Linked DNA regions of Homo sapiens: region 1 is linked to region 2. Evidence: chromatin loops called from intact Hi-C (ENCODE). Cell type or tissue: PC-9. All regions are shown on one strand. Each heading gives the region's core, and the rest is flanking DNA. Links, peaks and the distances in the headings are about the cores only. Region 1 overlaps SNX10 (sorting nexin 10). Region 2 holds the start of LINC03095 (long intergenic non-protein coding RNA 3095).

What was found. A loop is a pair of places that touch in the nucleus more often than their neighbours do. Peaks named below come from ENCODE experiments on the same cell type or tissue, not always from the same donor. Only the 100,000 strongest peaks of a DNase experiment are listed, where the experiment ranks them.
Region 1: it touches region 2 in a loop (7-fold over the local background); 3 of 110 quality-filtered maps call a loop at or near these places.

What each region holds. Positions count from the first base shown.
Region 1 is chr7:26,370,115-26,386,472 of GRCh38, forward strand. It overlaps SNX10 (sorting nexin 10), which reads left to right. Exons shown (of 7, transcript NM_013322.3): 6 at 1,707-1,919; 7 at 2,377-4,269. The coding sequence ends at 2,458. SNX10-AS1 (SNX10 antisense RNA 1) reads right to left here. Exons shown (of 2, transcript NR_136272.1): 2 at 1,905-2,454. Among named protein-coding and RNA genes, the nearest start is that of LINC02981, 20 kb to the right of the region's middle. RefSeq lists a silencer at 6,566-6,775. In PC-9, for the core only: CTCF peaks have their summits at 7,082 (motif pointing right) and 7,288; DNase peaks (open chromatin) are centred at 6,417 and 7,027; H3K4me3 peaks cover 2,381 bases.
Region 2 is chr7:26,541,737-26,558,094 of GRCh38, forward strand. LINC03095 (long intergenic non-protein coding RNA 3095) reads left to right here and starts at 10,103. Exons shown (of 3, transcript NR_184281.1): 1 at 10,103-10,474; 2 at 13,073-13,491. It overlaps LOC124901605 (a long non-coding RNA gene), which reads right to left and starts at 9,257. Exons shown (of 2, transcript XR_007060263.1): 1 at 8,989-9,257; 2 at 1,819-2,898. RefSeq lists an enhancer at 8,083-9,282. In PC-9, for the core only: CTCF peaks have their summits at 7,696 (motif pointing left) and 7,895; DNase peaks (open chromatin) are centred at 8,015, 8,465 and 8,945; H3K4me3 peaks cover 327 bases; H3K27ac peaks cover 2,641 bases.

The DNA of each region.
Region 1 (16,358 bases), core at 2,828-10,827, 170 kb before region 2:
TGAACAGTTCCTTGTACTTATGGCAGGCAGGAAACCGCTGACAGAGGCCACAGGAAACACTCTGCTCAGACTTCACAGACTTCACGATCCAAGTTCGTATTAATGGATTGTTGCTCTATAACTCTTCTCTTAATCTGAAGTATTTAAAAACAAGAATGGTGAATATTTGTAAATGTAGAAAATAAATCTCAAAGAGTAGTAAGAGGGATTTACTACTTAGCTACTTGTACTTGGTAAATTAATCATTATCATGTGACATGGTCATCTTTTGGGAGGACCCAGGGCGGAGGACACAGAGGGAAAAAGAAGGATTTAGCTGCTTTGCTTGAGGTTTTGCCTTTTAAAAAGCACAAAGGTTTTACTTTTCCTTCTAATAGACCAGTAAAGAATATTTTCTCAAACTGTAAACCTGCTGAAGCAAAGGGGACAGCTAGATTTTGGTTTTAATACTGTGCATTTTTAGGCATTTTTGCCTTTGTTAAGAAATAATTGTTTTATTTTGTAGAAAAGGATTTGGTATTATAATGACCTTGGATTTTCACTAAATTGATATTAATGGCCAAAAGAGATTTACTTTCCTTATTACTTGTTTAAACAAGCAGAATATAAGGTAAGGTTCATTTGGTCTGAAATACATGATCTATTTTTCACAGATCGTTATATCGGAAAAATCTTATGTTGGACAAAATTCTACTTGGGTTTTAGTGTGTTAGTTTTGTCCCCTGTATCTGGTCTTAGTGTCTCCTCTTACATAATTATTGAACTATCAGTAGAGACTAAATGATCATATGTCAACATCTTTGCTAAAAGATAAACCAGTTTTTATTTAAATATAAAGGTATACTTTGATTTGATTTCATATTCTAAGATGTGCATTTCAGAGAAAACACATTCACTAATATGAATTTGAGCATCTGTAGATTTTGCTACAGGATAGTTTTTAATCTTCCATGTAGTTCTGATGCCCTGGTTGAAATCTGTTCTGTCTTTGTAAACTTTGATCTTAAATGTGGGAAGAGCAGTATGTATTCATCACAAAATTATCATATTTTAATTATATATATGGTAAAGTTGGCTGGGATCAATTTTATTTGGTTGCTCATTTTGACAACACAGAGATTCAGTGCTCCTAAAGATTTTGGAGAAATTTACAGTTAACCTTAAGTATTAAAAAAAGCCATCTCTCTCATGAGCTGTCGTAAACATGCCCTTAAGTATATAACTGTAAAGTTTTAAAATGTAAAATATGCTGAGAATTGTATTTTCTTCATATAATTTTTAATAGTAGTTGAAAGTTTTGATGTTTCATGACAGCCTATCCCATAAAGATCACTGAATTGACATGCTGTTGGCAGTAAATTTTTTAAAGTAGAATAACTTTCTATGACTATATAAGCAAAATATTTCCATAATTAATCCACATGGTAATAAGAGATGGGTAAATTGAAGAAATGTCCTTGAAGTTATTCTTTTAACAGATGTTCTTAACTATTAGCTTCATGTTTTTACCCACCTAAATTTCCAAATAATTGAATAAAAGTTAACATATGCTTTCCTCCCCTTAATGGGCAGAGCCCATAATTGATACAAAGTTTACCACAGTAGAGAAATTACCTTCAGTGGTACTTTTCTAATGTTTTTCTTTCTTCTACCCTATCACTGACCATCCTGTTCACCAATTATTTTTCCTTTTTTTTTTAATATAGAGTCCTACAGAATGCACTTTTGCTTTCAGATAGCAGCCTTCACCTCTTCTTACAGAGCCATCTGAATTCAGAAGACATTGAGGCGTGTGTTTCTGGGCAGACTAAGTACTCTGTGGAAGAAGCAATTCACAAGTTTGCCTTAATGAATAGACGTTTCCCTGAAGAAGATGAAGAAGGAAAAAAAGAAAATGATATAGATTATGATTCAGAAAGGTATTTCCTTGCATTTTGATTTAATGTATATGTATTTATATAATACATAGTATGCACATATGCACGTGTATAGATATATATACACACTTCACTTTTTTGTTGATATAATACTAAGATAATGAAAAAATTAATTGACTGAGATTTTATTGAGCTGTGACAGCTCATCATAGTAGTCTTCACACACACCTCCACACTGAATTAATGAATGCAGTAGAAATTCAATTATTTGCATTCTGATTATGTGACTTTCATTTAGTCAGACTTGAATTATTCGCGTTTAAATTATCTAGCTAAAAAAATACCCAACTGCACTCCAAATGGCTAATTAAAAGTCCAAATTTCCTGTCTCTCTTTGTGACTGGAGATAATTAAAGTTCTCCTCTGTTACTCAGGCTTTGAGTGTGTTGTGAAAACCAATTTCCTCTTTTTATTATTTTCCCCCTCTCTTCTTTTCCAGTTCATCCTCTGGGCTTGGACACAGTAGTGATGACAGCAGTTCACATGGATGTAAAGTAAATACAGCTCCGCAGGAATCCTGAAAAATAATTCTAATGTTACTATCTTAGGAATAGCAAATTATGTCCAGTCATAGAGAAGAAAGCTTCATAATAATACATTCTTACCTAAAGCTCACTGTCATGATGTTAGGTATTTAAATTCTTAAAGATGTTGGGTTGTTTATTAGTGGTATTTTTATGTTGTCTTATTTTAGGTAAGCTTCTGTGTAAAGCTAAAAATCCTGTGAATACAATACTATCCTTTACAGGCAGACATTATTGGTAAACAAGATCTTGCCCTCCAATGAAATGACTTACATGTTTTAAAAAACCGAGTTGGTTTTATTGAATTTAAAAAGATAGGTAACTAAGTAGCATTTAAAATCAAGATAGAGCATTCCTTCTTGTATCAGTGGGGCAGTGTTACCATAAACACGGTGTATATGTTGTTAAACCCTATGAAGAGTAACAGTGTAGACCAGACTGCCTCTCTCAGATATGTGCCTGATATTTTGTGGATACCTCCCCTGCACTGGCAAAACACTATGCTTTTGGGTGTTAGACTGAAATATTTTAAGAGTATTTAACCTTTCCAGTATTCTGTTTCACGCTTAGATGGAAATGTATCTTATGAATAGAGACATATTAAAATAATGTTTACATCTTAGAAAAAACATAGATAGTGCTAGTAATATTACTTATAACTGTAATATATAGATTCAGAAATACATTTTCATTATCCAAAATCAGCTTCAACAAATGGTTTCTGGAGACAAATAATTTGTTTTCATTATCATTGTATAATCAGGTTAATGATTTATTTTTTGACTAAATGTGCAATTTCTTATCACTAGATAACTTTCAGTATCAGTGGTGGTTACTTATTACTTAAATCAGAGGAAGGATTTTATAAAGATTAATAAATTTAATTTTACCAATAAATATTCCCATAATTTAGAAAAGGATGTCGACTTGCTAATTTCAGAAATAATTATTCATTTTTAAAAAGCCCCTTTTAAAGCATCTACTTGAAGATTGGTATAATTTTCATAAAATGTCTTTTTTTTTAGTGTCCCAAAGATATCTTAGATAAACTATTTTGAAGTTCAGATTTCAGATGAGGCAACATTTTCTTGAGATAATTACCCAAGTTTCATCCATGTTGAATGGTACAAAATATTTCTGTGAAACTAACAGGAAGATATTTTCAGATAACTAGGATAACTTGTTGCTTTGTTACCCAGCCTAATTGAAGAGTGGCAGAGGCTACTACAAAAAGCAACCTTTTCATTTTCACTAAGAGTTTAAAAGCTATTGTATTATTAAAAAGTCTTTACAATGCTTGTTTCAAAGAACCAACAGAAAAAAAAGCTAAGAAAACTGAGAACTAACATTAAAAAAATTAAATTTAGAATAAGAATGATTTCTTTAATTTGTCCTTTTTTTCTTTGGTCTAAAACATTATTAAATTTTTGTAAATATTTTGATTTAATGTGTCTTAGATCCTCATTATTTTAATACAGGAAAAGAAAAGATTTAGTAATTTCTTACCATGCTAATATGTAAAGTTCATGCCATCCAGGCATTTAAGAGCGATCCTCATCCCTTCAGCAATATGTATTTGAGTTCACACTATTTCTGTTTTACAGCAGTTTTGAAAAACACATACTATGCCACCAATTGTCATATTATTTTTAGATGATGTAACATAGCCATCAAAATTAATATTATGTAATGCCTAATACTTAGTATGTAAATGTCACGAGATCATTTTTACATTAAACGTGAAAAAAAATCAACTTTGCCGGATCACTTATTTTATACAAGAGAATATATTCTGCCTTAGACCCAAACTCAGTGTTTTTTATTTTTTATGAGGAAATTTGGTAAAACATGGTTTAATATTAGCTATAGTTGTACATATTTGAGGCTTTTAGCCTTGGTTTAGTTGTTTCAATGTCCACACACTGGCTTCTTAAAACTGATTTCTTGCAGCTGAGATATTTAGATGAACTTCAGTTCCCAGTGGTTTTCTTGCTTTGTCTCTTATTTTTCTCTGGCATATTTTTTATAAAGCTTTCTTTAGGAAAAAGAAAATAATTACTGATGTAGCTAACTTGAATAGATGTTTATTTAACACTATTTTTAATGTGACTTAAATGTAAAGAATTCTAATCCTGGATTCTTTATGATTACAATACAGCAAAACTGCATTTTCCCTGGCTGATTCTTAAAGGGTAAACTATTCACCTATAAAGCCAACTTACGTGTTTTGTTGTAGAACTAGATTTATATATAACCCAAAGGTGTCAACAGCACTGAACGTCAACAACCTGTTACTTCGGCTTCTTATAAAGTCTCACTTAGAAGAAAGTTACTTAATTCTAGTTAAAATTTCAAGTTTTAAAAATTACTAGGGACAAACAAGTATTTATTTTTAAGCAGATACTATTCCTTAAGATATGAAGTATCTTGCCAGTTTTTCAAACCTAGTCCACATTTTATTGAATAATTAAATACAAACAAGTGATATGCAGTATAAAGTAAAAGAACAAAGTTTCTTTTATGACAATTAAGAAGTTAAACAACTTCATTTAGCCTGGCCACAATAACCGTTATATCCAACAGTAAACTGGACGTTGTTTTGAATTTGGTTTGTATTTGTTGGATGCCTTAAGGATTCATTATTATTGAGCTACTGTGATACCAATAAGGTTTTCAGTATTTGAGCTATAAAAGACAACCCCTTTTCATTAGAGGCCCCTTAACATTTTAAACGAAAATAACAAAGCTTATTCTGTTTCTAAATAGTCTTCCTCTTAATATTTAAATTACTTAGCTGGTATCCTGTGAATACAAGGCAACATCTTTTCAATGAAGGAAACAATTTCAGTACAATTTTGTGTTTTTGTTTGGAATATAGACCTTTTCTTAGTTTATTATATATAAACACATTTTCAAATACAAAATACTGTCTGAAATTAGTTACTGCAATTTGACATTCAAAGCATAGAATTTTCTTTGCAAATAAAGGTCATAAGAAATTAATAATTTTAATAGAGTGGAGTTCAAAAATTTCAGAAGGATGTAAATAAGCAACAATTTCTTTAACATTTGCTATATATACAAAGGACTTTGGTTCTATTCTTTGCCATATGCATCTTACAAACGAGTCACCATTGTCCCTTTTTAGCAGACACAATTGCGCTTCACTCCTACTGCAAACTTTTCTAGATCATGAGCAGTGCATTGGACACTAATTTATTTTAGCTGCGCAAACTCTGGTAGTTAATGACCCTTTCTCTTTCTCCAAAATTCCAAAGACTTCTTTTCAAAAGATATAGAGGAAAAGAGAAAAAAAACCATTAAGCTACAATTTCCTGCTGAATTTAAACTCTGGTCTAAAGACACTATGTAAATGGCTTATGCTAAAGAGGAAAATACCCTTTCTCCCCCGACGAGAAGTGTAGATTCATCCAACCCCACACCGCTTGTCTTTGCTGCTAGAGGCACAGCACGGGCATAACTTGTGGTTGTGTTTTTGCTAGTTTCTTACCTCTGGGCCTTCTTTATAGCTTTGCCCCCCACCCCACTGGCGGTGGCGCTCCCGCGGCTGCACCCTCGGCCGCCTGTTGGTTGCGGCGCCTCCGCGGCCCGCGCGCATCCCCCGCGCTGCGTCCCGCACACGCGCGCTCCCGCCGCGTCCCGCCCGGGCCGCTCCGCTGGCGGCGGCGACTGGGCTGCAGGTAGCGAGCCAGCCGGCCTCGGTCCGGTAACCCATGGCAACCGCCCTGGTAACCCATGGCAACTGCGCGGCGGAAAGAAAAAAAAGAACCGTGGTGGGGCGGGGGGCGGCGGGCGGTGAATGGGAACAACGACCGCAAAGAGACAGCGATTTACCGCGCGGGCCTGCGGCTCCCGGCCGCACCTGCTGCAGACGGCCCGCGAGGCCCCTTCCCGCGCTACGGTGACGATTCTGGCTGCTGGGGAAAAGAGCAATAAGCAGAAAGCCCTCGTGCAGAGGGGATCCGGGCGGTGCACTTGGTGTGGGAGGCTGCCTTAAACGCCGATGACCCTCCCGGCCTCCGCGTGTCCCGGCTTCCAGGGCCCCGCCAGGCTGGAGAGCGCGCGTGGAGAGGGCCTTGCCGCCTGGGGGTTGGTTGAGGGGCGGCCGCGCCGGGGCCGGGGCTGGACTCCAGGCTTTGTTCTGCAGACGCTCGCGCCCGGCCGGAGGAGGGGCTACACCGTGCTGCCCCGGCCCCATGGGGCCCGGCCCCCGAGGGTCCCCGCGAGCGGACGCGGTGGGGCCGGGCAAACTCTACGTGCCCTAAATTTTGTCATCTGCACACGCATCGCACACATTAGTTAACCCCTTTCCCTTCTAGGCCCCCGAGAACCTAACCTGCCCGGCGGGCGCGCGGCTGCGTTAACCTGGCCCCTTCCGTCTGGAGAGGGAGGGGACGGTCGCGCCTGGTGGTAGGACTGGGCTGTGTGTGTGTGTGTGTGTGTGTGTGTGTGTGTGTGTGTGTGTGTGTAGGGGGGTGATACAAGTTTTCCACCCGCTTTAGGCTGAGGCCCTGTAAGCGGGACTGTGTTCTAGTACCCGGAAAAAGCGCGCGGCCTGTGACACATCAGGTGCCAGGCCGCCGGAGGACAGAAGGGGGCGCTGCCGGGCCAGTGCGGAGGCTGCAGCCGCCCACTGCAGAACGCGCCCTTGGTTGGGTCTGGCGAGCTGCCCGCGTAGTGGAGTGGTGTTAGGGCTCCCAAGTAGAAAGAACCTGTTCCCTACGTAGGTGTCGGTTGTACTTAAGAGCATCATTTGGTCGCTCGTGTATTCGCAGAACCCCTAGCCTGCAATAAGATGGTTCAGGAAACACAACCAGAACCGGTCTCATTCGGTACCCAGCAGCTACGTGCATACAAGTCCAGAGACATGTAATGGGGTGGAGGGACCACGCTAGGAATCTGGAGGTCACACATCCAGGTCGAGTTTTAACTAGCTGTGATTCCAGGCACATTGTGATGTTATAAAAAGGAAAAGATTTGGCCTGGATGATTATGAGGTCCTCAATCAGACCACTCTCTGTAGGTGTGTTACAGTGACAAATACAAATAGCAAAGCCATCTGGAATACCTTTGTTTTTTTTTTAAGGCAAAGGCCTATGCAAATATAATATGCACACGCTTCTGAAAGATGATTAGATCAGCACGGTTTAAGATACCCCATATTTTTACTGGTAGACAAGAGAAGCCGGCTATGTAGAGAATCCTATTTTAATCCTTTCATAAAGACAAGAATCTTAGATCTTAGGGAAACTTGGCTTATTTTCACAAATATGCACGTTCTGGGTTCCACTGCTTATAGAGGACCCGGTACTGGGGAGCATGTGCTCTAAAACCTGTTTTAGAGGTAAAACACAGGTGCTGACCTGCCCTGGGATCCGTGCAGTACAATCCCAGCTCTCTGCATAGCGGTGTACTGGGAGCCCTGTGCTTTCGTTTAATTTTTTTTTAAACAAAAGAAATTACAGAAAAGTGCAAATTTAACGTGTGACATTTAACATTTTGCCGTGGCAGGCAGCCTCCACTTAAATGGGGCCTTTCTGCGGAACAACAGGAGCCAAAAGGCCTTGTGTCATGGAGTAATGTAAGACACAATCTGGGCTGCAAACGCACAATGAATCGGGAAGGATTTATGTAATTAATTGACCAGTCTTAACCTGTTATCGTGATGTAAGGAATTTGGAACTCATTAATTTGGGCTCTGACAGATTTCATATTAGAGCTGGCAAATATGGATTGAGCCTCTTATTCTTGTAGCAGCTGGAATTTCCATGACAGTGAGGCTTAGTGAAGAAGACCTATTGCTGGAGTCAAACTGCCTCTTGCTAATCAGTAGCCCTGCTCTGTATTAAAGGGATAATGAAAGAAAAAAAAAAAGGAAAAAGCATATTACCTAGTTGGGGGAGTGGAAGGGGCTTGTGTTCATTCTGCTAGTACGTGGGTTGAGCTCAAGCATTTGTAGCTGAACCAAACATTAATTGCAATCATAGAGTTAGGTGATTTCTCAACACCTTGAGAGAAGAGAAGGTAGAATGGTGTCAGGGTCAGGTTTGATATTATCCAAGTTAAAGAGGGATTAAAAGACAGAGCCTCTGAATTTCATCTGTGTGCACATAGAGACTGTATGAAGAAAGAGGTAGAAGTCTTACGAGGGGCAAATGGGAGTTTTTTTGGTAATGTCATATTCATAAATGAGCGGTTCAGAGCCCTGAAGGAGAGACTGCCTTTCTCAGGAGCCACTTCCTGACTCCTGGTGGGAGCTCCCTAGTGGACCCCATGAAACCCAGAATTCACATAATGAGCGTTTAGTTGATAATTTAATCTGTGTCCTCTTCAAATTTTATGATGTTTACTGAATCACCCATTTGGAAATGTCCAGTTTCTTCTTTGAGATTGTAAATAAACTCAGTAAAAGTTTAACTTTCATTTTTTTTCCACCCTTGACAATCAGAAAATTGCTAGGTTCAAAAAAGCTCCCAGAGATTAAACAAAATGGTTTTTTTTTCTTCCTTCACAATAGTTTTCCCTTATTGCTGTACTATGTGATAAGGTTAATATAACAGCTGCCATACAGATCATTAATACAGGGAGATAAGCAAAGTTGCATGCTGGAAACATTTGCAGGGTATCATTTGCCTTCTTCTGCTGATAAAGAAGCCTTAGGTAACAAATACAGATCACAGGCACTGAATATTTAACTTTTTAGACAGAAATCCCAATTGATCTTTCCTAATATGTTATTATTCATAAATGCTCTTTAAAGTTGGGTACTGACTGCTCTCAAAATATGATTTTTTAAAAAAAATTTGTATGTTACCTACCTTTTCAAGTTTACAGTCAAACGTAATTTACTTTTTAATATGACAAATAGTTATAACTCTTGCAAAAACAAAGATTTCCATGCCCCCCTCTTCATTCTTATTTTTCTTTTTTGAAAATTGTCTTAAATTCAACCAAATTCCAAAGTAAAGAATTTTCCTTTTAGTTAGTGATAATGGGATTTGATCTATCAATGAAGTGCTCAGTATAAAGATTTGTTTTTGATTATCTTGTTAACAAGTGATTTCTTTAGTTTTGGCTCTATTTAAATGAATGCATAAAGATAAATGCTAGAAATTTGCATCAATATATTAATGTTATCCTTCACATTGAGAGCAAAGAGGGAGCTAGTATTTGTTATTGGTAGTATTATTTCAGTGAGAAGGCAATGAGGATAAACAATTGATACCAGCAAGACTTGGATAACTAGTATAAACCATGACAAGGGCGATTAATAGTGTATATAAACACACTTCAAGTTTGTATACATGATCTCAGCTCTCACCTAGTGATTTCTTTGTATTTTTTTAAAGGGTGATTTGTAAGTTGGCAGTTACAAGGCTATCAACTCATGTGCTGTGTGTACTGTTTATATATTAGAGGTATGGAATAGACATACTGAAGTGTGATTTACCGGAGAGAGTGTTGATTTGGAAGGATGTCTGGTGAATCAGGTTCTGGCTCTGTGGCTGGCACGTACCCAAAGGCAGTTCCCAACCTCTCTGGATGTCAATTTCCTCATCAGTACAATAAAAAGACTGGATACAGAATGTCCTAAAGGTGTTCCCTACAGCGCTAGTTCTGAGGAATGCTAATAAGTTTACTAAATGCTAATAAGTTAAAAAAAAAACAGGATGGAGGTTTCCATGGCCAGTTACATTTTGGACACATTGGGCTAAATAAAGTTTAATATTAATTTTTCTGCAGGACTTCTCAGTGACTTTCATATGGTAATATTCACTGTGAGGTCAGCACGGTGGCTCACACCTATAATCCTAGCACTCTGGGAGGCCGAGGCAGGTGGATTGCTGGAGGTTAGGAGTTTGAGACCAGCCTGGGCAAGGTGGCAAAAACCCATCTCTACAGAAAAAAAAAATACAAAAATTAGCCGGGTGTGGTGGCACATGCCTAAGTTCCCAGCTACTTGGAGGGATGAGGTGGGAGGATCGCCCGAGCCTGGGAGGTCAAGGCTGCAGTGAGCCGTGATCATGGCACTGCACTCCAGTCTGGGCAACACAGCAAGACCCTCAAGAAAAAACATACACTGTGAATCTCTAAGAGTGTGTGTGTGTGTGTGTGTGTGTGTGTGTATGCATCTCTGTGTAGGGGTACTGTGCACAGTTTTCCTAAACTGATTCAAAAAAGAAAGGGTGAACAGTGATCCCTTGAATCTATAGTACTTTGGAGTCCTTCTGAAAATGATTAAGGGGCACTTGCATTCACACTAGGTGTTCTTGAGGCCAGGGTGCAAGGAACATGGGATATCATTAAATGAGAACGATTCCCCTTCAGAGAACAGGTTCTACAGAAAGGCAGGGAGTATGGTACTCAGTTTGTTTGTTTGTTTGTTTATTTATTTTTGAGACAGGGTCTTGCTCTGTTGCCCAGGCTGGAGGGCAGTGGCACAATCATGGTTCACTGCAGCCTCAACCTCCCAGTCTCAAGCCATCCTCCCACCTCAGCCTCCCGAGTGGCTGGGACTGCCGGTGTACACCACCACATCTGGCTAATTTTTTTTATATTTTTGGCAGAGACAGGGTTTTGCCATGTTGCCAAGGCTGGTCTCAAACTCCTGAGCTCAGGCAATCGTGCTGGGATTACAGGCGTGAGCCACCTTGCCTGGCCTCTCAAACTTAAAAGCCTCTGTTTCTTTCACTCTCTCTTCTCACCCTACCAGATGCTCCTTGACTTATGATAGGGCTATGTTCCAATACATCTATGGTAAGTTGAAAATATTGTAAATCAAAAATGCATTCAATATATCTGACCTACTGAACATCCTAGCTTAGCTTACCTTAAACATATTCAGAACATTTACTTTAGCCTACAGTTGGGCAAGAACATCTAACACAAAGTCTATTTTATAATCTTGTGTTGAATACCTCATGTAATTTATTGAATACGATACTGAAAGTGAGAAACAGCATGGTTGTATGTGAACTTGATGTACTATTTCTACTGAATGTATATTGCTATCATGTCATTGTAAGTCAAAAAGTCATGAGTCAAACCACCCTAAGTTGGGGACCATATACAGTCATGCATTGCTTAACAATGGGGACATGTTCTGAGAAATGTGTCGTTACGCAATTTTGTTGTGTGAACATCACAGAATTTACTTACACAAACCTAGACGGCATAGCCTACTAAACACTCTGGCTACAGCCTAGTGCTCTTAGGCTACAAACCTCTATAGCATGTTACTGTACTGAACGCTGCAGGCAGTTGTAACACAATGGTGAATATATGTGGTCTAAACATAGAAAAGGTACATTTAAAATACTGTATAAAAGATAAAAAATGGTACACCTGTAGAGGGCAGCTCCATGATACTCATGGGACAACAGTCGCACATGCAGTCTGTTGTTGACTGAGATGTTACTATGCAGCACATAACAACGTATCTCTCTCTATCCCATTCCTCTTCAGCTTCTTTCAAACTCCTGACAACTTTAGCCTCTTTCTGATTTTCCAGACCCAGCCCACACTGGCTCTTGTCTTTCTCCCCCTTTTCTTTAACCCTCCAGATCTGTTCCTCACTGTTCTCCCAGTAGCTCTCAGAGTAAATCTGACACGGCAGTCCCTGGCCCTCTCGGCTCCTCCCCACTCGAATTCCAACTTTTGCAGCCATAGCTTAGGAACTAGTCTGACAAAGATGGGATTCTCCTGAGGAGTCTGGGGTGGGGGGCATTGGGGCAGAGGGGGTGGAGGTAGGGGGAGGGAGAGGTAGGGGAGTGGAGGAGGGGAGGGAGAGTGGAGGGTGGGAGCAGGTGGGCACACTGGCTGTCACAGTGGTGATCAGAGACAAGCCTGCAGTCTAACCCTGTAAAAGGTTTTCCTGAAACTCCTGATTTTGTTTAGTAGTAATGAACACCAGCTTGCATCCAATTTTTGTTTTCCTCTTTGTTGATCTACCTACCAAGTTTATCCCCTGACCTTCAGGGGACCTCACCCCAAAGCCACTGTGTGAAAACCAACCTTATTTCTAAGAATATTTCTAAGGTCTATGACCTTCTTTGGTAATCCATGACGAGGATTAACCACTCTTTTTAGAAAACCATTTTGTCCACATGCCTCACGCTCCCATTAAGTCCAGTCTATGGGCAGATCACAGGCCTCAGGATAAATGTGTAAGGAGGCCTTGTGCAAGGCCACCAGGGAGGGAGGACGCAGTGGTGCCCTCTAAGCACGTTGACATTCAAAACTCCTGAAATGCTGTGTAGAACTGTGCCGCATTTGGAGAGGGGAAGATAAAATGTGTCTGTGGGTTGGAGTCAGCCTGCAGGGTTTATAACAGAACTGTATTTTATATTTTTTGAAAAATATTAAGTTTTCCTGAACCTTTTATTTTCTAGTTGAATTAGCATTTCAACCTAAGTTTTGCTTTAATTTATGGTTCTTTTCTGAATCAAAGGTTTGTACATAGCTATGTTAAATAATGACCTCCAAACTCAAATGTGAAATTGGTGTAAAGGTTTTGACAGTGAGTTGTATTGTGAGCAGTTTAATTAAAGTTGTCTTAGTGGAGTCTACTTGTTTCTGTAGTTGGTGGTTCAGCCTGACTTCAAAACAACAAAAAATGTAAACATAGTAAATATTTCTTGAGCTCTAACATTGTGCTGACCTATAAGAGAGCCAGAAATAAGTAAAGGTTTGGTGAAGCCAGGCAAGATTATTACTGCCTGTTAGAGTAGAGGAGACAGTTTGAAATAAAATGGAAATAAATAAGGAGCTAGAGTCACCTGGACAACACTGTAGCTGTAACAAAGACACCCCAGATGGCAATGGCTCCAATGAGGGAGAAATCAATTTCTCTTTCAGGTAACTCTCCAAAGCAGGTAAGCAAGCCCTGCTCCAGGGGGCCGCCCAGGGACCTGGACTGGAGGAGTGGCTCTGCCATCCTCAACACGTGCTTTCCCTGATTGCTCCAGTCAGCCCTCTTTCTAACCAGGATAGGAAAGGAGAGAACATAACTGGGGAAAGCACCTTTTAATTTTTTTTTTTTTAGACAAGGTCTCACTCTGTCACCTAGGAGTGCAGTGGTGCAATATTGGCTCATTGCAGCCTTGACCTCCTGGGCTCAAGCAATCCTCCCATCTTAGCTTCCCAAGTACCTGGGACTACAGGTGCACACCACCATGCCTAGCTAATTTTGTCTGTTGTAGAGATGGGGGTCTTGCTATGTTTCCCAGGGTGGTCTCAAACTCCTGGGCTCAAGCATTCTTCCTCCCATCTTAGCCTCTCAAAGCACTGGGATTACAGGTGTGAGCAATCATGCCTGGCATAATTTATTTTTCTTTTTTTTTTTGAGACAGAGTCTCACTCTGTTGCCCAGGCTGGAGTGCAGTGGCGCACCTTGGCTGACTGCAACCTCTGCCTCCCGGGTTCATGCTGTTCTCCTGCCTCAGCCTCCCAAATAGCTGGGACTACAGGCACCTGCCACCATGCCCGGCTTTTTGTATTTTCAGTAGAGGCGAGGTTTCACCGTGTTAGCCAGGATGATCTCGATCTCCTGACCTTGTGATCAGCCCACCTCAGCCTCCCAAAGTGCTGGGATTATAGGCGTGAGCCACCGTGCCCGGCAGCATAATTTATTTTTCAATAGAAATTTTCAAACATACACAAATGTAGGGATAATGCAGTATAAGATATTCCCATGCGCCTATCACTGAGCTTAAACAGTTACCTTTGTATGGTCAAACTTGTATCATTTATATCCCCCAAATATGTCCCCCACCGCTTCGCTGCATTATTTAAAAGCAAATCTTAGACATCTTTAAGAAGATGATCTGGAAGTTGTACACATCACCACATCACTTGGTGAGAACTCAGTTACATGATCACACCAGACACAAGCAAGGCTGGGACATGTCTCTAGCTGGGCAGCCGTGTACCCAGGAAGAAGGAGAGAATGCCACACTTGGGATTACAGGATTTGAGGAGGTAGCCTTGAAAAAGGCCATACAGGTTGAAATCACGTGGCCCAGAGGAAGATCAAGGACATTTCTACACTGTAGTCAAATCCAACTGATGCCCAGTGCATACTGACACCTTGTGAGGGCTGCAGTGCAAGTCTTGAAAATCTTATGCACTCGCAGTTTCAGCAAATTCAGCATTTGCCAGACAAAAACAGAATAGCAAGATGAAGTGGCTTAAAAAGGCACTACCGCTCTTGCTTTTTTTCTCACCTGTGTAAACTTAGCTGAGTTAATGATTTTAGAGGGGAGAAAGTCAATATATGTGTAAATTATGAAGATGGTTTATGTGCTTCTGCTGTTGGAAACGTCTTTTAAGGTGCTATAAGGTATATGTGTATTTTAGACTTTATGTATTTTCCTGTAATAAGAGAAAAAGACACCACAGAACTTAAAATATGCAAAAGAAGAAATAGTTTACACTAGTGTAATGAATCAATTCATGTTAAAAACATTTATTGAGCATGTACTATATTTAGAAGATTGAGCTGGGTACTCCAGCAGATAGATGATAACAAACCTTCAGCCCCTGTTCTTGGAAGCTCTCAATCTGAGGGCAGACAAACATGAAAACATCTAACTATAATGCAAGACAGAATGAATCAGGTGCCATAGTTGGGTGTAGTGGACATCCATTATCTTACCTGCCCAATATCCATTCTCTTCCTGCAAGACCCTTGGTATTTCTCAGGGACCACCCCTCTCCACTCTCAGTCCCTGTGGTTTGAGTGGAGCTGAGTCAACCTTCATCCCCACAAGGGGGTGTAACCCAAGTCTAGTCAATCAGAGCAATTGTATTTTCCTGGCCCAAGTGATGAGTGGTTCATAAGTGGTCACATGCCCAGTCAAAACCAATGACCTTTGTGCTACTGTTGAGAAAAGAAACTCTTTCCTCCTCTGGGATGGCTGGATAGGATGAAAGCCTGGAACTCTGGGAAGCCCATATTGCCACTGCCTGAAAATGGAGCCCACACCAAAGGTAATTGAGCTGAGAGATGAAATGAGTGGGTCCTGATGACATCTTTTAAAACTGTCGGGTATTTCCCATGTCAAGCACTGCAGTAAGCATATCATTCACTGTTTTATTCATTCATTCGCTCACTTGCTGACTTTACCTGCGCAGTTGCATTTAATCCCTATACGGTAGTTCCCCAGCTGCTTTCTGAGGTCTCAGCTACTGGCCATCCACTGCGGTCCAAAAATCGGTGAGTACAGTACAATAAAATATTTTGAGAAAGAGACCACATTCACATAACTTTTATTACAGTATATCGTTATAACCACTCTATTTTATTATTATTGTTATTAATTTCTTAGTGTGCCTAATTTATAAGTTAAATGTTATTATAGGTATGCACATATAGGAAAAAACATAGTGTATACGTGGTTCAGACTGTCTGAGGTTTCAGGCATCCACTGAGGGTCTTGGAATATACCCCACTGGATGAGGGGGGACTACTTTAACATTAATAGAAAGTGGGTACCATTATTCTCATTGTATAGATGAACCTACTGCTAATTAATGGAAAAGGTGGGATTGAACACAGAATCAGATCTGTTTCTAATACCCTATATGGTTTCTCAAGGAGAAAATAGCTCTTATAAAACCAATGTATTCTCTTAGCACCTAGAATACAAGAGTGCATTCACTTAGAAGGGGCCCCTTATGTATTTCTCGACTGGGTGCATATTCATGGTGTAAAGAATAGTGGTGCTGTTACTTAGAGTGGGAAGCACAGGAAGAGGTGCAGGAGGAAGAGAAGGGGAAGATGAATTCAGGTGCAGCCAGGATGTGGGTACAGGAAGAGATGATATGTCCAGAGGTGAAAATGTGAGGTTGGAATAGGGCGAGAGGTAGAGAGGAA
Region 2 (16,358 bases), core at 3,283-11,282:
CTGAATTGTTTTTCCACCAGAAGATGAACTTGATCTGACTCCTCTACCCAGTTTCATTTAGCCTTGATGAGAAATAAATGCAAACACTATTTTCATTAACACCTTTCTTCCAACTAAATGTGCTAACAAGCTCCAGACTTCAACCTTCCCATTAATAACTGCTAATTTTGAAGTAGTATCATTACCAAGGAAATCTAAGCCCTTGGTGTGTAGTTGCTCATTTTTTTGAATGCCTGAATCCTTATAAGACCCTACAAGGATAAGAGAGAAAAATTTATTCACAGATTCTTTTTTTCCTAGAAATAGTCCCAGTTATATACTAGAAGTCAAGAAAAAATGGAGTTTGTGATAAAGAAGTTTTCTGTGCTGTCCTTGGAGGAGTGGGGTTGTGACCCTGGGAGACAGCAAGTGGCTCACTTTGTCAGAATGTAGCACTGATCGGCCACATTACATAAATATGATGTGGGGTGAGAAGATTTCAGGAACTCCCAGAAGGTGAGTGGAGAAATGAGACAAAGAGGGGAGGCAGCTAACACAGGGTTTGTTGTTAAGCACGTTACCACTGTGGCCAACCGGAGCTTGAGCCTGCTGTGGGAAATCTAGGAATTGGCAGAAAACCTATGTCTTAGAATTAAGGGGCAAGGAGAAAGGGAGCTGAGGTATGTATAGATCATGCGCATTTATACATTCGTTCCCATCCTCATTAGTTGAGAGCTGCTCCTGGGAGCATTAATTCTCTAGTGGACCTAGCCTGCCAGGTGAGCAGGCACCATGGGCTCTGACCCCCAGAAAAAGCCTTAAGGCAAAGAATGCAGTTGGCAGCGGTAAGGCTGAAGGGCAGGGCAGGGCACTGGTAAGGCCTACTACCCTATGAAGCCCACTTTACAGATGAGTAAACTGGGAAGTAGAGGTTTACTGGTTCTCCCAGTGACACAGACAATAGTCAGCACAGGCAGAATGCAGTCCCAGCTTCTGCCTCACTTGAAAGTCAGTGACTTAACCTTTTAGCCACATGGTTCTGATCATGCTGTCCAGCTGAGGAAGCGGCATGCCTCCCAAGTTTTTTTTTTTTTTTGAGGCGGAGTCTCGCTCCGTCGCCCAGGCTGGAATGCAGTGGCGAGATCTTGGCTCACTGCACGCTCTGCCTCCCGGGTTCATGCCATTCTCCTGCCTCAGCCTCCCGAGTAGCTGGGACTACAGGTGCCTGCCACCATGCCCGGCTAATTTTTTTGTATTTTTAGTAGAGACGGGGTTTCACCGTGTTAGGAAGGTTTCGATCTCCTGACCTCGTGATGTGCCCGCCTCGGCCTCCCAAAGTTCTGGGATTACAGGCGTGAGCCACCGCGCCCAGCTCTGCCTCCCGAGTTTTAAAAATCAAGTTTTGAGGGTTTTTTTCACTGAGTCAGGGCTGGGTGCTGTATTGCAGATAGGAGAAAGGGAACTGGAAGTGTTACACTGCCTTAGCTTCTGCACCTAGAAGTGGCCAGATAGTGATCTCTCTTAGGCTGAACTGAATCTTAGCATCTAGGTGCATGTTCATGGGATGCTAAACTCAACTTGTCCTATGATACATCTTTGATTAATAGGCAATTGCAAGTGACTGCATGACCGTGTGCTCCTGGGTTATTTTCAGCGAGCCAGGGGCTCGCAGCTATCACCCAGCTCCACCAGCAGTTTGTTTGGCAGTTTGTCCCTCTTTCGTATTCATCCTTTTGCAATCAGCTTTTCCATTTCAGCCGTGCTTGCTAGCTGCAAGCTGCTTTGTGACGTAAGTTATGATGACTTTGTGCTATAAAATAAAACAGCAATCCTCACAGCTGTTTTGATTCCATTTAATGAAATGGTGGTGACATCTGAATGTCACAATTGCAGAGAGGCGGATGGGTTGTTGCAGTTGCTGATAGGAGAAGGATCAGTGTTATTCCCTGGGCTAATATCTCATATGACAATTCTGCAGTTACCATCGCTCTGTGTCAGGCGATGGTGACTGCTAGGCGCCAATGGACCTCTGGTTTTTCTTCACTTCCTATAAATACAATGGGGCAGTGGGGTGGAGAGGATGAAGACGGCATTGTGAAGATTGGGAGAAATATTTTGGGGGAAAGAAGCACACACCTAACAGTTGCTGCCATTCAAGAACTTGAAAAATACACCGTTTTGGGATAACCAATAGCATGCATGTATCCCATTGAAAAGTGCTGGAAAAAATCATTGGTTTCTCCTTCCTCGCCATGCGTAAAGCAGAGAGCAATGCTGGGAAGACATCAGACAGAAAACATGGAGGCAAGTCAAGAAGCCAGTCTCTCCTTAATCAATTATGCGAGAGTATTATCAAATCAATGAATTCACAGTGTGAACGCTTGCGGCAGATGGACGAACACTTGTCGGCTATCCGGAGCCGCGAGAGAGTCAGATTTATTTTCAAAGCTTGTTTGTCTCATTTCTCCTGCCTGGTGCTGGAAGGCAGAGCATGCAGCTGTGATTTTTCAAATGTAAGAGATCTCCAACTATTTTATAGTGTGTGAGATTGGGCTCTGCAAGCTAAACTCTCTAGGACTTCTGGCTTTTTTTCCCCTCAGAATGAGGACAAAGGAGTGCAGGCTTAGCCAGCGGTCTCTCTCTCCATGCTTACAGTTCTCAGCAATGGAAGGATGAGGTTGGATGGATCCATGACTGGCATTCCGGTCTTGGCTGTGATGGTGAGGTTTCTCCTACTGTGATCTCAGAGATGGGGCATATAGGAAGGAAGAGGAAGCTTCTGCCTGAGGCACAGCCTGTGTTAGGACGATGGGCCCTTAGCACAGGAAGGTGTTACCAGTGGTTCTCAGGCAGCGGTAGCACTCCTTCCTGCCACCAAGGCTTCTGGTATTCTTGGCTGGCAGACATCTTGATTCTGAGCTGATCAGGGAGAAAAGGGAGATCATTTTGAGTCAGAACTGGTAATTTCACAGCATCTGCCATCCAATTGCAGAAAGCATTTTTCAAGTTTCTCCTTGTGGTAGGAATCATCATTCCGGTTTTGTGTATTGGGCCAAGTGGAAGTTCACTTTCAGTCTTAAAGTCAACAAGGAGTTCATGAACATTCTGGGTCTGGATTTGCAGCCTCCTGACCCAGTGCATGACCAAGAAGCCTTGTTAAACAAATTCTAAGTACTTCAGGGCAGAGTGAGTGGTGGAGGCTGGCCAGGGTCTCAAGGCTGTGTGCCTCAGTGTGTTCATTCATTCTTTCATTCATTCAATCAGTTGGTCAGCAAGCCTGGATTAGGCCAGAGGTTCTCAACCCTACCTACCTCTGACTAAGTCAGACTTTCTGGGTGATTCTATCACGCAGTCAACATTGAGTCGCTGTGCCAGGCACTGAGGATACCATGGTGCACAGAACATTGTCCCTGTCCTCATGGTCCAGGGTGACAAAATGGAACACGGCTGTGATAGAAGTAAGCTCAGGCTTCTGATAGAAGCAGCCTCCAACCCAGATAGGGCAAGGAGAATGAATCCACAATGACTCACTGGAGGGGCAGACACTGCACTGATTTCAAAAAAGAAGCAGGGATTCTGAATTATCTAGTCAAAGAATGGGGAAGGCGCATTGCACAAAGTCCTGGAGAATCTACAAGGAGCCTCTTGTAGCCATTGTGTGCAATGCAAGCTAGAGGGAAAAGTGGGCAGATGGGGAGAGAGGTGAGCTGGACTGGACGGTGGAGGCTTTAGGGGGTCATGCTGGAAAAGTGAGCCCCTATTTTATGAGAAAACTCTTTGAAGGGATTGCCAAGATCAGATTTCAGTTTCAGAGAAAACATCCTGGCAGCTGAGTGAAACAATAGATAGGAGGGGGCTATGGACAGTTACAAACTGAACAAATGAAAATCACTCATATTTGCCACTGTTTACAATTACGGTTTGGCTTTTGGGGGAGAAAAGATAGATGGTAAAATTTTATTGAAAAAAAAATTCTATAAAATTCCAATTGGGTTGTTTTAAGGCAAGCACTTTTTAAAAAACTGAACTGAATTTGAAATCGAAAAATTAAAAGATTTGCTCTGAATATATGTTTTTGGGGATACACATGCACACACACATATTTGTTTGATTCTCTAAACAAATCGCTTCTGGCTTGGGATTTAAAAAACATTTTTTGCGGGGACAGGATCTTGCTTTGTCGCCCAGGTTGGAGTGGTGTGACCACAGCTCACTGCAGCCTTGAACTCCTGGGCTCAAGCAATCCTCCTGCCTCAGTATCCCATGGCTTGGGCTTTTTTGGGAGGTGGTGGTGTTTGATGAGCTCAGCTCACCTCTCACCCCATCTGGCTACTTTTTCCTCTGGTTTGCATTGTACACAATGGCTACAGTAGGCTTCTTGTAGATTCTCCAGGACTTGGCACAATCTGTCCTACCTTCCATCTTCTGGCTGAAAGGATCATGCTTTGTAGAGTTAATTAAGAAGCCAGCTTCCAGAGGCAGAAAAACCTGAGTTTAAATCTCATTCCTGCCCCTCCATACCTCAGATTCTTTGCCTGTAAAATAGGCTGGGAATAGCACCTTCTTCCTGGTAAAACAATGAAATACATGTAAATACATATACATTCTTGTGAAGAGCTTAGCACAGAGACCGGGACATTGGAAACAGTCAAAAATGGTAGAAGGAACCAAAAGGCAAAAGACGGAAAACAAACAACTCAGAAAAGTAATGTGCTGATCCATCAAGTGACCCGATTTCTATTTTATTCCACTTTGGCATGATCTGGCAACATTTTTTTTTTTTTAAACAAAAAGGAAAAGAGACTTGTAGGTCAGAGTCTTAACAACCAGTCTCTATAAACTTTATGCAGAAGAGCTGTATGAACTCGATGATTTCTGCTCTAAGCTGCTGAACTAAAATTGACTTGCAAAATGACCTGCCTCTGCTCTGGCGACTGTCGCTTGTTCTGAAGGCAGGAGAGAATTTGGCTCCTTCGCTTATGATATCTACAGTAACCCATCAGCTGCTGCGCTGAAGGATGTGTTCAGCATTCCCCTTTCCCCTTTAATGTGCCATTAAATCAAATACTCTATTAGCAGAATTAGTTCATTCAGTGTCTGCACTGAAACGTCCTGTGAATTGCGTGTGTCTTCGTAAATGGCCCTGCACTCTGGGGTCTACTTCAGCAGTTTATATCCTGCGGAGGAGGGCCGAGCTGCCCAAGGATCTGACGGCCTTCCTCTAAGTGAAATATTACGGCTTCCACAAAGGATAATTATTTGGATCATTTTGCCATGTGCAGGCCTGGTTAATTCCAAGCACCGTTGATCAGGCTCTGGCCCAAAGCCTGCTATCCTCACACCTGCAGCCGGGACCTGCCTTGGCCACGGGCTTCCCACCTTCTCAGCTTCTCAGCTATGCATAGGTCCACTCTAGAGACTTGTTCCAAAATGCATGCTTTTCCTGAGAGTGAAAATATGGAAAAATTCCTTTCCCCAAAAGAATTTAGGGCAGGAACTTAGCGTGTCTCCATTTTTGTTTTCTGAGGCAAGAGCTGGGCTTAAAACTCAGCATCTATATTTCCATTCTCTCTTACTTACACTTGTCACCCAATACATGTGAAAGCAGGCAATGACAACTGCTGTGCCTCTGTCATAATAATCTCATGCTCTGAAAATTAGCAAGGATCTCAAGCACGCAATATCACATTCAGCCTGGGCATGTTGAGCACCAGCATGATTCTTCATCTGCCAGGGCTCTGGGCTGCTGCTGTGGGCACTCTGGCTGCTTTTCCTTTATGTCGAGTTGCATTTAGCCAAGGTGCATTTCATCTGTTATACTCTCTTTTACTAAAGCAGAAAGTCAGTATGTTAGGGGAGTATTTGCTCCATACCAGGTAAACCTTAGAATGGTGTACTGGTAAATGTTTGGCCTTTTTTCAGGGGATGGAGGGGAAAAGCCTGGTTTATAATGTCTGCCAATTTCCATGGTGTAAATACTGACACTGTGGCTGATTTCAAGCTACCAACATGACATTATTGAATACAGAGTTGGGAAGAAATGTTTGCAACACTCCCATTCCATCGTACTTCCATGAAAATAAACCTCAAGAGCCATATGTAATAGTTAACTATATAAAATGATTAGGATGGGATGAGTTTTGAATATTCATTATATCTTAAAATGTAACCCATTTAATTATAAGTTTATACAATTTAACTTTGATAATGACTGTGTTTAACAATGGACTTGCAAAATTCCTCAGAATTTAACAGCTGGCTCTCACAAGCTAATATAAGCCAGCTCCACACACCACTGAGTTTCAGGATAGAAAATATTTCTCATTTACAACTCAGTCCAGCATGGATATTTGACAGTGGCTCTCCACATGGTGACTCAGGGACCCAGGCTCTCTCCATTTTGAATCTCCATTCCTCTTAGGAGCCTCGGAACCCTTTGCTTCCAGCTTGGGGTTGGGGAAAGCACAGAAGTTTTCACATGGGTAGTTCTCATGGCCCAGACTTGGAAATGGTTTGTCACTTTTGTCCATATTCCATTGGTTGGAATTCTGTCACATGGCCACACCTGACAGCCAGGGAGTCTGGGAAATATAGTCTAGCTGTGTGCCCAAGAAAGACAGGAAATGGGGTGGATGAGCATCTAGCCCAATTCTGCCATACCACTGGGATTGACTCCTTCACTGGCTGATGTCAGAAAGCAGGTAGACTACGGAGGAAGAACAGCTGCCCACCTGTCCTTATTGAACATTCGAGAGTTTAACAGGCATGAGCAATGAAATTAATTGTTATGAATTTGGCAATTAATAAATAGAACTATGACTGTGTAGGAACCAGGATAAATGTTGTTTACTGTTACTGATGGGGCAGGATGCTGTGGCAGTTGCATGAGCTGGTCGAAGCTCAATGGTCCCTTCATCCACTCACCCACATATCCAATAAACCTTTAGTCAGGCTCTGTGTTAGCTTCTGGGGATGCAGATGTGCTTAGGACATGCTTATAGTCCAGTGAGGAAGAGAGAATCAGACAAGCCAAGGTCAAGTGAGTGTTCTAACCAATGAGAGAGCAGCTAAAATTATGGAACGTTATTCTCCTCCTTCTAAGGAGGAGACAGTTGATGTGGTTCTAGTTGGATGCATGGGTAGAATTTTCTAGGTATAGAAGGGGAAAGATATTCCAGGCAAGGGGAACAGCTTGTGCAAAAGTCGAGGGGAATGGCAGAGCATGGCTTGTTCCCGAAATGGCAAGAAACTCTGTGGCCAGAGATGGGGCTGAATAGATTGGCTATGTCAAATTGTAAAGAGCTTTCCATGGAGTGGATAGGGGTTTGGAATTTACCTGTAGGCCCATGCTTCTCAAACAGGGGACACCTACCTCCAGGGATACTCAGGGGTATGCCAGAAAGGATGTAAAGACAGCGAAAAGCTTCTTTATTTCTTCCCTTGATGGTAAGCAATTCAAAATGAGTTTTGAGAAGTCCTAGAAAAGAGTTCTTTTTGTCTCAGTAGAGTGGATATCATCTCAGTGGACTTCCATCTCAATGAACTGATACCAGTCCTGTGGTCAGTGCAACGCTATGCTCAGATGGGCTCGAGCTGAGCACGTGCTGCACCCCTGAGCCCCGGGGTGGGTGCCCACCCAAAGCCCAAGAGTTAAGAGAGGGGAAAGGGTGCTCTAGAGGAAAATCCAGACACGGGAACCAAGAAGGGGGAATGGCTGCCAGGTAGCCCAGCCAGCAGCTGACCCCTACAGGTGAAAAACAGCAGGTGGACAACTGTCCCTAGAACTGCCATTTGCAATAGAGAGCAGGCCAGGTATGAGAGAGAAAAAAATCATTTTCTTTCAGTTTTTGGTTCTTGAAATAATGGGAGGTCCAACAGAATAATGAAAGGGCTGTTTTTACAAGATAAAATCAGGTGGGAAGCTGGGGTGGGGCTGGTCCCGTCATCTCCAGCCCTTGAAATATAAACCAGCTCCCATCCTGTTTCCTCTCAGGCTCCTGGCCTGAGTAGCTTCTGGGCAAAGCCAGTGGCTTCATTGTGGTCACTGTAATTGTGCCAAGTCACGAACCTGTAGGCTGAGCCAGGAAGGCCCCAAAGCAGATAAGCCAGGCTGGCAACATGAGCGCCCCTCACCTCACATCCTGCCCCACAAATGGCTTGAGCAGGAACCACGAAGCCTGGAGCAGACTCGGCTGTGCTGCGTGCTCTTGGGAAAAGACCCACAGCCAAGCCAAGACCACAGTCTGAAGACCCTGAGCCCCACGGAAAGGCATTATTTGTGAGGCCTCCACGTTGGGGGTGTGGTAGGGAGAGCAAGATTTTGAAATCAGAGAGCCTAAAGTGGAATCCCAGTTGTACCCTCTGGGATTGTCTGGAGACAAGCGGCTTTAGCTCTGGAACTCAGCTCCCTTGCACATACGTGCAGATGACAACGCCTGCCCTTCAAGGTTGTGAAGATTCATCAAGACCACATGAGTGAAGCACCTGGCATCAGGTGTGGCACAAAGCAGGTGCTCAGGAAATGCCAATCTGCTTAATAATAAGAAGAGAGGCCGGGAGTGGCAGCTCATGCCTGTAATCCCAGCACTTTGGGAGGCTGAGGTGGGCAGACCTCCCAAAGTCCTGGGATGACAGGAGTTGGAGACCAGCCTAGCCAACATGGTAAAACTCTGTCTCTACAAAAAATACTAAAAGTTAGCCGGGCGTGGTGGCATGTGCCTGTAATTCCAGCTACTTGGGAGGCTGAGGCAGGAGAATCGCTTGAACTGGGAGGTGGAGGTTGCAGTGAGCTGAGATCATGCCACTACACTCCAGCCTGGGCAACAGAGCCAGGCTCTGTCAAAAAAAAGAAGAAGAAAAATGAGGAGGAAGAGGGAGGAGGAAGAAGAAGGAGGAAGGAGGAAGGAGATGACACCTAGGAGTGGTTACTATGTACACTCAGTGCCTTCCCATTCCTTATCTCACTTAATCCCAATGACTGTCTGATGCAAGTCCCATTGTTATTCTCACCTGACAGCTGCAGACGTGGAAGCTCACAGAGGTGGAGTCATCGCCCAGGGTTACACACCTGATGAGCAGAGAGCTGGGATTCGAACCCAGGCAGCTGGGGGCTGAGGAGGCCGAGGGAGAAGCAGCTGGTGATGAAGCCTAGAAACGAATCAGGTCTGCTTCCTTGCTTGGCATTCGGTGCCATTGACAGCAGCCTCCCCTCAGCAAGCAAAACTTGCTCCAAATTGAGCTGCGAGTTTCTTGCAGGGTGGAGCTGCCCTCGGCTGAGTGGAGCCAGGAGGGTGAAGCAGGAGTGTGAACGGTGTGAAGCACCCATTACAAATTTCTGGCCGCCATCCTAATTTTAGAGGCTTCATGTTTCAATATGAAATGCTGTTGTTCGTGCCACAAAAGGAGGAAACAAACAGAATCGTGCCAGGAGAAACCCCCTCCCCCACCAAGTTTGATGCTGTAAAAATGTCTAATGGGGAAATCTTTTCAGTGGTAAATTACCCCACTGCCTTCTTTTCCTCTTATTTTGCATCGGAAGCTCTCCTCAGTTCCTACTGGAAGATGTTCAAGGCTGGGCCAGGAGAATTCTAGAGACTTTTTCCCCTAATAGGCACCGTGTTTGTGGAGAAGTCCACTAAGAATCCCAGACTTGACATAGCCCTGGCATTCAGCGGCCGCCTCACTCCCATGTGGAGTGAAAACCAGGAAGACAGCAGAAGGTGGCAAACCCACTGTCAAGAACCAGAGTAGCAATTTCTTGCCATTGTAGTGATAAATTGCTACACTGGCTGAACTAAAAATTGTAATAATAATAACAATTAACATTTATGCAGCATGTACAATGCTCCAGTAAAATATTCTTTTAAGGTCACAATGTACCTTTATCATGATGTTGTCATAATGTATCCACAATAATAGCAGCACTAGCTAACATTTATTGAATAATTACTGTGGTTACTTTATCTGCATCATCACATTAATCTTTAAAACTTCACAACAATGCTTTGAGCCTGGTGCTTTTATTATTCCCATTGTACAGTTAATAAAACAGGTTTACGTAGTTAGTGGCTGAGCTGGGTTGCAGACTCAGGCACGTCTGAATCCGGAGCTGGGGTTCTTACCCACTCCAGTGACTGCCTCTCAGAAAAGAACAGGGCAATGTCCATTCTCCTTTTATTTTCTTTAAGCACCTGATCATTCTAAAAGCATGTGTTCCTCCGTGTGTGTGAGTTGTGTACACGTGTGTGTGTGTTCCTTTCTTTTCTCGGACTCCAGGCTCATGACTGCTTATTTGCATGGTGTTTTGGTGTCAAAGGAGTGTTGAATGTGTTCTCCACACACCCAGCTTTATTCCACTCTAGGAGTTTAACTTCTTCAGCATTGTTATGAGGTCCCCGGTGACCTCAGTTTCTCCTCTCCGCGTCATCCAGGACTTCACCTGAAGCTTGAGCTACACGTAAGACTTCATCTACCTTGCACAGGGCAATGGAGAGAGGTAAGTTTCTGGGACCAGAGGGGTGTTGTCTTATCCTCGGTAGAGGGAGTGCAGAGGAGGGATGGAAAGGACAGGAGAGGACTGACTTCAGAAGGGGTCAACTGGGATCGTTCCAGGCAAACTAGATTTGTGTCACTCTGCTTAGCTCCCTTCTTACAAACGGATGTGAGAATACATCTTCGCCATCCCTTGGCCTGTGAGGCTGGCCCCATTACTGAATGTGTGGAACTGAGAGGTGCACTGAGTAGAAGCAGTAACAGGCAGCAGGTGCTTAACTGTTGGCTGGCTTTTTCTTGGCTTTTTCCTCTCACTCGTTGAAGGTGCAATGCCTCATCTTGATACTGGATCATTTCTTCTGTAACTACCAAGTTTTGTAGATTTGCCTCCTGGAATCTATGATGCTTCTGTGAGATTCCTCCTTCAATGAAATGAGGGATAATTAAGTAGCCTGCTGCATCCAACCTCAGCCTGCCTTCCTGTGAGGTGTCTACGTGTGCCTGTGCACACACACGCCCGCGCACACACAGGCATGCACACACATGTGCATCCAGACATCCATGCATGCACACACATGTGCATCCAGACATCCATGCATGCACACACACACACACACACACACACATAGGTGTAAAGTTTAGTTACATTGGAATTATTTACTTGTTTTCAGAACACTAACTGTAAATATGTGTTTATATCACTGGGTCACTAGGACTTTCTTATTTCTGCCTAAGTACCTGAAGTTTCTATTTCTCTATTTTTCAAAATTATTTTTAAATTAGAAAAATAATCCTCAAATACAATATCATTTAAAAAGACTCAAACGATACAGAAGGGACGTATGGGAAAATGTGAAAAAATCCCCTTTATACAACTGATACTTCAAAACACTCTCATTCCCACCTACCAACCCTCTAACAATAGAATAACTTCATATTTATGCTGATGGACCTTTTCCTATGTAGTGTGAGCTTAGTGTGCAAAAAAATCTCAAAATATTTTTGAAAGCGCCTCTTTTCATACAAGTTTTATATTCTATGAAGAGAAAATCTGCTAAATGTTACTTCCCTATAGTACTGCCAAGTTGCTTCTCTGAGCCGTTAGACAACTTTTACCCCATTTCCCCTTTGCCTTATTGGTTGAATGTGGTTTTTGAATTGCTAATGGGTCAGGTGTGCCACAAAGGAAAGAGCCTGGGCTTTGGAGTCTAACTTGGTTTGAATCCCAGTAAGATCCCTGTTTAGTCTCATAGACTGGGTAAATTGTGTTCATTTCTTCCCAGGAATCAAGGGCCAGGACTCTGCAGCCACACTGCTGCCTGGGTTCAAATGCTACTTCCCCCTTGACTCAGTGGAAAGCTTTCAAAAACCACTTGACCTCTCAGTGCCTTAGTTCCCTCACCTGTGAAATGGGGATAACAATAATATCTCCCTCTTAGGGTTGTTATGAAAGCTAAAAAGTTACCTCAATGCCTGGCACACACACAGTGAGTGTTAAATAAGCCTCGGTTGCTTTTTATTACCCTCCTATGTGTACAGAATTCACAGCGATGTAAGTCTACATGCAGGTGATAAAGATCCTGCCCCAGGGAACACAGATGGGTGCAATCAAACCATTATTAAGCTAACAAGACAGCATGACCCTAAAGCTCCTTGCAGAAATTTTCACCACCAGGGCGCACACAAACACAGAAATAATTCTGCTCAGACTCAAAACAGAGAAGTGACCCCCAGCCCCACCTTTGTCTCATCTTCCACTCCATCCATGCATTCTTTAGATTTCAGCTGTTCTCTTCCTTCCCAGCTCTTCTATTCTCTTCGTCCTCACCAGGCCAAGACCACATATTTCACACCCCTCCCACAAAATGACAGAACTACTCCCACCTCTGCCATCTTCCCTCCTATCCACAGGGTCTATGCCTAGCCATCTGTTTGGGTCCTAAACTGACGCTTGGAGCATGTAACATCCACTAAGGAAAGTTTGTCTTAATTGCCTCCCTTGCTGATCACAATGACATTCAAAATCCTTCATCAAGGTTATCTTCAAACCCTCCTTTCAAACTAGCCTCTCCCTGTGCTCTAAACATGTCTCCCAGAATCCCTGCTCTGAGCCAACCAATTCAAGTTTCCCATGGAATGTAATTGATACACAAGAGGGAGTTGGATGAGAACATCTTTAAAGCCTTCTGAGCCCTGTAGATCATTTGCAGACATTCTACAAAACTACAAATAGTCACCGCACTTACTATGTGCTAAACATTACGTTAATTGCCTTTGTTTTATGCACATTAGCTCCCTTAATTCTCATAATAGTTTGATGAAGGAGGTAGTATTACTATCCTGTTTTACAGACAGAAAAGCTGAGTCTTGGGGAAGATAAATTGTGGCTCCAAGGCTACCCAGCCAAGATGAGCAAGACTGAAACACAGACCCACATGACACTGCAGTCCCGCTCTGGGTGTCAGAAGAGTGCTGCTTCCCCCAGCTTCTGTTAGCCTGTGTTAAATGTTTCCAGGTTGATCCTCCAGCCTACCCTCACCCCTATGCTTTCTTTCTAAAACATAAGCAGATGAAAAATAAAGCATGAGTGCTTCTTCCCTAGGATGGCATACCAGAATCACCAGATGACAGACATCGGGGTGCTGTCGGACCCGGGAATCAGAACCTCTGCAGATAGATATTTTGGAAGGCGCTCCCTAGATTGGCACCTCTGGTTAGAACCCTGCCCAGGGACTGGACAAGTTGGGCCCATGGCTCATATCTGGCCAGTGTTCATTGCTTTGTTGAATCACACTTAATCCTTTGGTTTTGGTAGATTCCTGCAAGTAGACTGACAGCTGCATGTTTGCAGGAAAGTTAAATATTTTGACAGCGCAGAAGACTGCTGCATCTGGAGGGTTCTGGGTCCAGCTATAACCAGACTTGCCTGTCCTAAACAAATGGATTGACTGCTTCCGGCATCCTCACTTTACTTCTGCATGGTGACCAACATCCGGAGCTTAATTACCTGACAGCCAGGAGGTAGGGGGCAAAGGAAACCTTTTAATTTATAGTAAGAAGTGATCAGTTCCTTTTTTGGGTCTTAGTTAGAATCCAGGTGCACTTGAAACAATAAAACCTTGTATATAGTTTTCTCCTATAAGAAACTTCTCAGATATTTACCAAAATCCTGGAAAAATATATATTGGTCAATATACCACAATTCCCACAAGAGGTAAATATTTACAAAATCTACTTTGGGCGGTGATGCTGCAAGAATATTAAAAGGCGTTGACTTTATCGTCAAGTGAATTATTTCTTAATTTTTTAAAATTTAAATCACAGTATATTTGACAAGCTACAGCAGTAGGAAAACACCTTTGCTTTAAACAAAACTACCTTTTCTCAGCAAGAACAGTTACTAGAGTGGGAAATAAGGTTAATTTCAGTTTTATTAATAATATCTGAAATGAAATAATGTTACAACTCTCCCCTCTAACCTCGTTGCTAGACAACTTAGAATATTTATTTATTTCTCCTTCAGAGAAAATAAGAGTGGATGTTACCTTTAAGCAACATACACATTTAATTAATGAACACAAGGAAAATGATTCCGGTTGTAGTTAAATCGGGTACAAGCATATAGGATTTAAGAGATCTGACCTTAGAAATGAAGAAAATATTATTGTAATTACTCCATTTGCTAAAAACAAATGATGTGGCATTTGAATTTAAGACTTCTATCAAAAGCAGTTGAGTGTCTGTAATCAGTTCTCACCTTTACATTTTAATGGAGTTGAGGTTGAGCCGTTGCATTTACAATTATCTAGGCTGACTTCATGCCTTTGAAATGACTTAAAAAGATTAGCATTCATGGATTATTTATTAGCTCCTCGTGAACGTATTTCCAAGAATGGAAACAACGTATTGCATCAAAGTCTAGTTTCCAAGTTTAACTCTTTTAATGAACAGCATGACTGTACGATGCTGCAAAAGGCATCTCTGAAGTCACAGGACATTTTGTCATGCTTTTCCCTTCAAGTGCATCTTTAGTAGCAGTCTTTGTTCCTTGCAAGCTCAGGGAGAATGTTGATTCCAGCCCTGGCAGCTGCCCGAGATGCCCTGTAAACACTACGGCTAGCAGAAAGCAGGCTGCTCAGGGGGGCAAGGCAGCTGATCCCAGCCTGCTGTAGCTATCACTGATAGGGAATGCCTGTCTGGGGCTCGGCAGAGAACTCAGTGACATGATGGCCCTGGCAGTTTAACCCAAACACACTTTTCTGCCTAGATAACAAAAATGTCATGCCTGAGTCCCTGATAGCAACCCCAGAGGAGCTCCAGGTTTGAGGCAGCGCTGGCAGGACGTGGTCTATCTGCCATCTGAAGCCCTTCATTGCCCGCCTGGCTGTGAATCTCACCTCCTCTGTAGTGGAAAACAGGCTGAACAGAACTGGCAGGCAGGTAAGGGACAGCAAACCTTGCAGGGAGGGCCTAGTGCTGAAGCTAAGCCAGCCCTTTGAGTTCAAGCTCAAAGACATGTGATGCCAGCTTTGCAGGGGAGCTAAGATTCTTCCGAGAAAAAGCAGAATGAGAGAGAGATATGCAGCTGCAGTGGAGGACTTGGAAGAGAACAACGCCAGGTCCTGGATCCTGCAAGAATCTCCTCTGGAAAAGCAGGGGAGAGAAAAGCAAGGAAGGAAGCAGGGTCACCGCAAGTGTGGGATTTGTCTTATTAAAATCTGATACTGTGTGGCAGTTTGCTTCACTCTTGGTATAAAATGTCTGAGCTCCATGTTAAAGTAAATGTAAGTAATATAAATCTGCCTTTCCTGAGGTGAAAATAGATCCATATTATTTAAAATATGAACTGAGATAGATGACAGTTACAAACATTATACTTGTTCTTATTATAATTCTTACTAAGCTCAAGGAATAAAAACTGGGATGATGAAAAAGAAGTTCTGAATGTAAAAATTGGTGTTTTGGATAAAATACAAACCAACCCAGAAATGATGAAAAAAATCTGCCCTGCCTGACTTGCTTTGTTGCTTTGCTCATGGAGAGTTCAGCAATCGTGTCATTTATTCATTCATTCACTCACTCACTCACTGACTCATTCATTCAGCAGCTATCCAACCGGAGCTCGCTGTGAGGCAGACACTGTGCTGGGGACACACAAATGCATCAGATGTGGAGTCTGCCCTCAATGAGCTTATAATCTAATAAGAAAGAGAAGGCAAGTCCACATGTAACTGTAGTACGAGGCAGGATGTAATAACTGCAGAAAGGGACATGAAAGAAAATGCCGTGAGGGATTGCACCTCACTAGGGGGAGGTTTTATTTGAACTATCTTCTAATGGATGGGCAGAATTTGGACAGTGGAAGTGGTGGGGGGTGGGGTGGTAAGGAAAATCCCAAGAATGCTTTGGTGTAGAAGGTCCAGCAATCCCTGCCTGGTTTGTTGTCTGTGTCCATGAAGTTGAAGCAGAAGAGGAGCACTTGAGTACCTGTCTGCAAGAGCAACTGACCTGGCACCCCTGGTTTTTCCAACTGTCTCTTTCTGTGTTCTCTGGCAAGACACCTATGGGCTTTAGGCTATTTTTTTTTATTTTTTATTTTTGAGACAGAGTCTTGCTCTGTCACGCCGCCTGGAGTGCAGTGGCGTGATCTCAGCTCACTGCAACCTCTGCCTCCCAGGTTCAAGCAATTCTCCTGCCTCGGCTTCCCTAGTAGCTGGGATTAAGGCACGCACCACCATGCCCAGCTAATTTTTTGTATTTTTAGTAGAGACAAGGTTTCACCATGTTGGCCAGGCTGGCCTCGAACTCCTGGCCTCAAAAGATCCGCCCAACTCGGCCTCCCAAAGTGCTGGGATTACAGGCGTGAGCCACCACGCCCAGCCACTTTA